Regions from separate parts of the Mus musculus genome. Here regions 2 and 3 are each linked to region 1. Evidence: chromatin loops called from intact Hi-C (ENCODE). Cell type or tissue: heart. All regions are shown on one strand.

What was found. Hi-C counts contacts between places; a loop is a spot of excess contacts. Peaks named below come from ENCODE experiments on the same cell type or tissue, not always from the same donor. Only the 100,000 strongest peaks of a DNase experiment are listed, where the experiment ranks them.
Region 2: it touches region 1 in a loop (4-fold over the local background); 13 of 42 quality-filtered maps call a loop at or near these places.
Region 3: it touches region 1 in a loop (2.2-fold over the local background); 3 of 42 quality-filtered maps call a loop at or near these places.

Annotation. Positions count from the first base shown.
Region 1 is chr10:62,978,848-62,981,347 of GRCm38, reverse strand. Rufy2 (RUN and FYVE domain-containing 2) reads right to left here and starts at 1,096. Exons shown (of 18, transcript NM_027425.4): 1 at 1,016-1,096. The coding sequence starts at 1,019. In heart, a CTCF peak has its summit at 1,109; DNase peaks (open chromatin) are centred at 927 and 1,087; H3K4me3 peaks cover 1,521 bases; H3K27ac peaks cover 1,305 bases.
Region 2 is chr10:63,064,965-63,067,464 of GRCm38, reverse strand. It overlaps Pbld1 (phenazine biosynthesis-like protein domain containing 1), which reads right to left. Exons shown (of 9, transcript NM_026701.3): 2 at 1,582-1,681; 3 at 842-940; 4 at 1-36. Among named protein-coding and RNA genes, the nearest start is that of Pbld1, 4.6 kb to the right of the region's middle. In heart, a CTCF peak has its summit at 1,284 (motif pointing right); a DNase peak (open chromatin) is centred at 1,274.
Region 3 is chr10:62,864,182-62,866,681 of GRCm38, reverse strand. Tet1 (tet methylcytosine dioxygenase 1) reads left to right here. Exons shown (of 13, transcript NM_001253857.2): 3 at 1,821-1,874. Gm51805 (a long non-coding RNA gene) reads right to left here and starts at 1,012. Exons shown (of 3, transcript XR_003949007.1): 1 at 927-1,012. In heart, no CTCF peak of the experiment used is centred here; DNase peaks (open chromatin) are centred at 11 and 1,261; H3K4me3 peaks cover 2,341 bases; H3K27ac peaks cover 2,449 bases.

The DNA of each region.
Region 1 (2,500 bases):
ACAAATATTTTTCTGCGAAGATAGCAAAAGAGATGTGAAAACCAAACCTAACATTTATTAATCTCCAGAGAACTCTGCCATGTAGCTGTTTCTGTAGTCCCAGCGTCTGTGATTCTTGGGTCCAGCCTGGTCTAAACAGAGTGTTCTGAGGCAGCCAATGCTATATAGAGAGACCTGTCTCAAAAACAACCTTCAAGTAAATGACAAACCCAGGTGGTCAGTGCGTTCACAATTTAGTGGCCCACTCAAAACAAAACAAAACAGCTGGGCGTGGTGCGACACACTTTAATTCCAGAATTTGGGAGGCAGAGGCAGGAGGGAATCTCTGAGTTCGAGTCCAGCCTGGTCTACATAGCTAGCTCCTGGACAGCCAGGACTATGCAGTGAGAACCCGTTTCGAATAACAAAACAAGAGTCCCCTTGCTCTGGCACTTGGCTATGGTTTGCATCCCAGCTCTCTTAGGCTGACTTCCTCCGCAATCTGAAACAGCCCGGCTGGGTGATGAAGGATATGGCCACATCTTTTCCTCCACTCTCCGTCGAGGTGTGATTCCCTCCGTCCACCCCCGCTCCCGAAGTGAAACCACCTGACGTTTAATAATCGGCAGAATTCTCTTTTTAAGAGTGTTCATCACAACCTGTAACCTGCACCGGAGGAGCCTAGGACAGCGGCTGTGCAGCAGCGACCGCAGGTGGGGCTCCTCGGCAGTCCCTAGAGGCGGCCCCGCTCCCTCTGCGCCCCCAGCCTGCAAGGGGGCCCCGCGGAGCGCGCTCCTGGCACTACACCGCTCCCCTCCCCAGCCTTCCGCCCTGCATCCGCGTGACTGGGAAGCCATCCCTGTCCCTGGACGCCCTGGTCCCCGCCCGTCCGCCGACCCCAGCCGCCAGGCCCCAGGGCGGGCGGGGCGCAGGGATGCGGGCGGGCGGACGTTGCCATGGAGACCCCGGGAGCCCCCGGTTCCCGGGTGACTGCGTGACCCAAGCGAAGGATGGTGACCCCGGCTGCTGCCCTTACCCATGGCGGCGGTGCGTGCGGGACACGGGCTCGCGGAGCGGGTCAGCAGCTCCCCGCAGGCGCGCGGCGGCCACCGCGTCTGGCCCGGCTCGGCGCTGCCACAGCGCCCCTGGCGGCGGGAGGACGCCACGGCCGCGTGAAGCTGGTCCCCGCCGATCACCCCCACCCCCACCCCAACCCCCATTTGACCAACCCTGACAGCGTCAGAGAAAGAGGCGTGACGGGGACCTGGGGCACAGCGCCAAGGGAGGATGTAGATGCGGGCCTCAAGCTACCTGTCAAGGTTTCATCCTTGCAGGCTGGATGGGTTTAAGGAACACACCGGCCGACTCGGAGCTAGCCGACAGATTTTAGAAAACCTCACACAATTAGCAGAGCCGGCGGCTTGTAATGCCAGCATTTGAGAGATGGGAGTTAGATGGATCCGTAGTTGAAGACCAGGCTCACTTACATAATGGATTTGAAGCTCGCCTAGTCTCAAAGGAAGACACTAAATCCAGCTGCTAACCCCAGCACTCAACAGGAGTGGACGCAGGAGGACTGCTAGGACCTTGAGGTTACTCTGAGCTACCTAACAAGTGCCAGGTCGTCTAAGGATAGCTACAAAACCCCTGTTGCATGTAACAAAATGTGATACTTTGTAAGTGGGTATGGTGGACCTAGAAAATACCAACTCTTAGGAGTTGGAGGAAAGACACAAGACCCCAGTTCCATGTAACAAAATGTGATACTTTGTAAGCGGGTATGGTGGACCTAGAAAATACCAACTCTTAGGAGTTGGAGGAAAGACCTAGAGTGTTTGTTGCTTAAAAAAAAAAAAAAAATCCTTTCCTTAGTGAGGTGTAAACAACGTCTACCAAATGCTTCCAAAATTCTGAGGACACACCAAAAATGATTAACACCGTTCCCGCTGAAGAAGCAGTGAGTTATGGGGGATACTGGGGAGGACTTCGAAATCCCTCTAGGAATGATGACTCCTTCCTGGCTGCAGATAGTCACCCCTCCACTAGCCCCTCCCTTCCTATATGTTAGTTCCTCCCTAAGGCCATTTGCAGTTAGGGTAGAATTGCATACAACAGCTTGCAAGAGAAAGACTGGTTGTTCCTGTGAAGGTCCCATGACCCTCCCTCCCTGCCCTCCTATGAGGGAATTCAAGTCAACTTGCCCAGCTGTGATCTTTTGCAAGCAGATGTAGGCCAGTTTGCTGAAAACAGTGGTAGTTTTGACTCAGTCCTGTACAACACAGTTCAAGATCATTCTCCCAGACATTCGAGATTTCAAGGCCAGCCTGGGTTATACAGGGCTGTCTTTTAAAAAATGCACAGGCACACACACACACATGAATGCTTCCTCCTGCCTTTCAACTTGCCATAGATAAAACTTGCAACAGGCACCTGGGTGTGCTGCCTGTCATATACCTATAACCCCGGGATCCACCCTTCAGGCAAAAGCAAGCAGATCTTGATTCCGGAGCTAATAAACCCA
Region 2 (2,500 bases), 86 kb before region 1:
TCATTGTGACAAAGGTCAGGGTGCTGTTCCTGTTCTCTGGACAGAGGAGGGGTCAAAGGTCAGGAAAATAAGTTTGGTATTGGGACCCTCCACCCTGCCAGTATACAGATTCAAGGCAAGTAACCTACCACTGAGCTACTGACCCAGCCAACTTTATTATCTATCTATCTATCTATCTATTTATTTATTTTGGTTTTTCAAGACAGGATTTCTCTGTGCAATTCTGGCCATCCTAGAACTCACTCTGTAGACCAGGCTAGCCTCGAACTCAGAAATCCATGCCTCTGCCTCCCAAGTGCTGGGATTACAGGCATGGGCCACCACTGCCCAGCCCCCAGCTAACTTTAAATATTTTTTATTATTATTTAATTTCTTTTTCAAGAAAAGATCTTAACTATGAAGTCCCTACTAGCCTGGAACTCCCTATGTAGGTCAGGCTGGTTTTGAACTCACAAAGATCCGTCTGCTTCTACCTCTGGAGTGCTGGTGGTGCATACACGGAATCCAGTACTAGGAACATCGAGGCAGGAAGTCAGGAGCACAGGGTAGGCAATAGCTACACAGAGAATCCAGGGCAAGCCTGGGCCATATAAATACCTGTCTCAAAAAACAGACATCCAGGAGCCAAGTGTGGTGACACACACCTTTAATCCCAGCTCTGGAGGGAGAGGCAGAAGATCTCTGCTAGAGATCTAGCCTAGTCCACAGATTAAGTTCCAAGACAGCTACCTAGCTCAGAAAAAACAAACAAACAAACAAACAAACAAACAACAAACCAAAACCAAGAAACCACCTATACACACACATGCACAGATACAAGCATACAAAAAATCCACATTACGTATTTTGTGAAACAGCACAGCCGCAGAGGCCAGTGTGGCGTGGCCGCACAAGGGGACTTCACTCACTGGCGTAAACCATCTCAGTCCAAAGCGAGAGCCTTCAGAGGAGGAAAAGCCAAAGGGATGCAAGTCAGACCCCATGCAGGCTTTCCAGCTTTCAGACTTTCCTAAATCTCTCGATGGTGTGGCTAGCAGCGAACTGTGGTCAAATGACCAGTGCAGACATCCACAGGCTCCCTGCAGTTAGGTGTAGAGCCAAAACTGTAGGCTCACCAACACCCTCTTAGTCCATTTGGGTTGCTATAGAAGAACCCCACGGTTTGGGTGACTCTTCAAGAGAAATTCTCTGTTATAGGTCTGATGGCTTAGAGGTTCACCGCCTAGGGGCTGGCACCTGCCAAGCGCCTTCTCAACTACATCAGCTCCGGGCAGGCACAGCCACAAGAGGGCACCCAATACCCATGTCAGTTCTATCCTGTCCTGAGATTCCCAAACACACCCTCAAAGATGTCAACTGTCATCTCCTTTTAGGCCCAGCTACCCACACGCTGCCCTGGGGACCCACTTTCAACAACTGCACTTAGGTGGTGGGGGACACCTTAAACTATACATTTAGACTTAACTTCAGTATACCTTCTCCTAGATGAGAAGACCCAAGGGTGCTGTCGGCATGCAAATAACACATTAACATCTCCCTTAAACCTCCCACCCAGGAATGAACGAAGAAACATGCACTTACTTTGTGTGAAGCTGTCAGTCGGCTGCAGTTTCCTGATGAAAGCCGTTTCTGAGAGGTTCATCTCCCTCGCAATTTGCTGATGGGCGTCTTCCTCCAATGTCTAATTAGAAACAAGCAGTTATTGAGACTTTGGACTCCCTGGTGTGGCAAACTCTCTGTTAGTTAACATAGCAGTTTACTCTCAACTTCTGAAGCTCAAGTTACGTGTGGAGGCAAATTTATAGAGACAACCTTTCAGATTCTATACAAGTGAAAAGACCTCAGTGTATTATCAAGTAAAAGGTCCGGTGCTACAGGGAATCAGTTCTAGGGCTTCTTGCATGCTAGCCAGCCTCTATCACTGGGCTATGGCCCCAGGCATTTATCCACTTATTTCTTTGTTTGTTTTCCTTTGTAGACACGTTTTAAGATGCTCAGGTGGGTCTTCTTTAGCTTGTAATTTTTTTATGCTTCACAGTTGGATCATATAGAGGCATATTCTCTCTTCTCTCTCTCTCTCTCTCTCTCTCTCTCTCTCTCTCTCTCTCTCGTGTGCATGGTTGTTTTGATTGCATGTGTGTCTGGAACAGGAGTTACAATTGAGAGCTGCCATGTAGGTGCTGGGAACAGAACACTTGTCCTTTGGAAGAGCAGCCAGTTCTCTTAACTATTGAGCCATCTCTCCAGCCCCTAATTTTACATTAAAAAAAAAGATATTACATTTATGGGAGGGGGACTGGGGGTGTGTGCTTGAATGCCACCATGCCCGTGTAGAGGTCAGAAGAAAGGGTGTGGAAGCTAGCTCTGTCCTCCCACTGTGTGGGAGGCCATGAGTCTTAGCAGCAAGTGGTTTTACTTAAGGGACACATCTTACCAGCCCCTCTGTTCTTCCTTATAACATTAAAGACACCAATCCTTACAAAGTGCTTCTCTAGTGCCG
Region 3 (2,500 bases), 110 kb after region 1:
AGGAGGCAGGAGCTGGGGCTTGCTTCCTGAGAATTGTGCAGCTGTCAAGGTGACTGTGATGGGGCTGTGATCAGTCTCTGTACAGCTTTTTGGCAGTGACCTTGGGCCAGCCCTGCTTGCCACAGCTACTCTGGTCCTCGGCCACTAGAGCCTTTGCCGCTGTTACAGCAGACTGCAAGGGAGCTAACAGGAGGAAGGCTGCTCTTGGTCCTGCCTTTCCTGGAGTCTGGCAGGTGTCATGTGGTGCCAGCTCCCTAAGTCTACCACTCACTGAGTATGGGTGCAGTTCAGGTGTGTGTGTGTGTGTGTGTGTGTGTGTGTGTGTGTGTGTGTAAGTGATGGAGCTAGTGAGCGGGCTCGGATGTTCAATCCCGGGCTCGGGTTCAGCTCCTGGGGAAGTGGCTGGTTGACCACTAAGCCGGTGTGCAAGAAGCCTCAACCTGGGAACCCAGTCGGAGGCTTGAGAAGAGAGGCTTGGCTGCAGGTGATGATCTTGGGAGGAGAGGAGACAGGACCCCCCCCCCCCCAGATTCAGGTTGGAGTCTGCCTTCTGGTAAGGCCGGTTTCTCTGGGCACTGAAGGTCATCAACAGCTTACATACATATACAGTCTTCCATATCTGTAGTCACCGAGAGAGTGTATGTATGAGTGTATTCTGAAAACTCCACCCCCTCTCCTGTCCACATCCTGTCCTTTTTCGCTTCTAAGTGGCTGATTGTCATTTTTCAGTCCGACTTTATCGTTGGACATTTATTGACAGAAATCAAATCGCTGTTTTTAGGCCAAGCGCCGGCTGCACCGAGGTGTGGTTCCCAGGAATGAGACACGCAGCCCAACAGCTGAGCCTGCGCTGTCCTTACTTAACCTCCCTGCCTTCAATATCGCCAATATTTAGCCTTGCCTTATAAAGTCAAAATGCACAATACCTTCCAGGGTTGCTGTGAGCCCCGATGCCCCCTTTGGCTCAGGGGCTATCTCCTGCCCGGTGATACAGAGTAGCGCGCCCCTCCCTGCGCCGACCTGCCCTGGTGCCACCCAGAGGTTCCTGCTAAGGGAGACTCCTCCATCGATCCGATGGTGGCGACCTGGGGGATTTGAGAACATTGTCTTTTGCAGAAGCCTCCTGTGATTTCGGTGGCGGCGACCAGATCCTCTGCAGAGAACTCCATGTCGCAGCTTGTGGCTGCCTGTGTCCTGTGGTGAGAGCCCAGCCTCACAGGAGATCCTTTGTCTGGGATAGTGCTAGGCTGCGAAGATCACTTTGGAGTCTCTAAGCTCTGCCTTGCCATTGGCTGCACTCTTTGTGGGGCTGTTTTTGCAAAAGGCATGCCCAGCACGTCTACAGTGCTGGCAGGCCAGGGCTGCCTTGAAACACCATGATAATGATACCAAAAGCAGTTTGCAGAGCTGCTCTCTGTGGAGGCTTCCTCTGCAGAAGCAGGCAAGATGGCTACCTCGTGGGCTTCGCCGTGAAGAATGCAGAAGCTAATTAAGACAGACTTTTAGGGGGAAAGGGGGCATTTCCCTCCATCTTTATTTATGCAAGGTTGTTGGCTGTTTTTCTTTCCAGTGACTTTTAAAGTATACATTTTGCATAAGCTCTTCAGGGTCTGACTGACCAACATGTTGATGGTATTAAATGATATAAGTAGTTTTTTACAGAGAAGTAGCAAAATTTTTGGCGGGCGGGAGGGGGAGAAGGGTGGCAGCTGATCTATATAATAATAATAATAATAATAATAATAGTTATTATTATTATATATGTATATAAATGGAGGCTCACATTTCAATTTTACTTTTTTTTTTTTTTTTAATTTTAGGTTACAAAAGAAAACAAGAGGCCCCAGAGGGAAAAGAAGCCCAAAGTTTTAAAGGTAATCAGCTCTTGATTAAATGCTATTTGTGTTTTTCCATTTTATACAGTATAGAGTATTTTTCTGTCATCTGAGGGTGAATTTACAGTATAGGGGATTTGGATTCTCCCAGGTTGTCAGGGCTTACATGAATTTTCACTCAGCCAGAGTTGCCCTCCTCCCCTCCCCCTTATGGTCCACATTAGCATCCTTCATTTGCAGCTTATAAATGTTGCAGAGAAGGAAAAGTTTATATGCAAAGTGTTGAATAATCCCTTCTCCTCTCCAGCCCCCTTTGTGCCACCTGCATCTGTGGCACATTAGTCCCATGGTAGAGAAGTTGACAGCTATGATTCATTGTGATTTAAAAAAAATTTTTTAAACACCTAGAAAATACTATATTGTAAAACCTGATATATTATTTTCCCGGGAATGGGGGAGGAGGGAATGACCTTACAGGTTTTAGTTCAACTTCAAATGCATTGAGACCTTACAGTTAAATGCTAATGGCTTGATGTGAAGTGCTCACTATGCTATAGTTAATTTTGGTTGCCATAGATTTAAGGAATCAGCGTGTTTTACGTACTTCGTATAGATTGCATGCTGAGGGTTCAACGGCAATCTGATTTGCTTGCTAGCTTGGGATC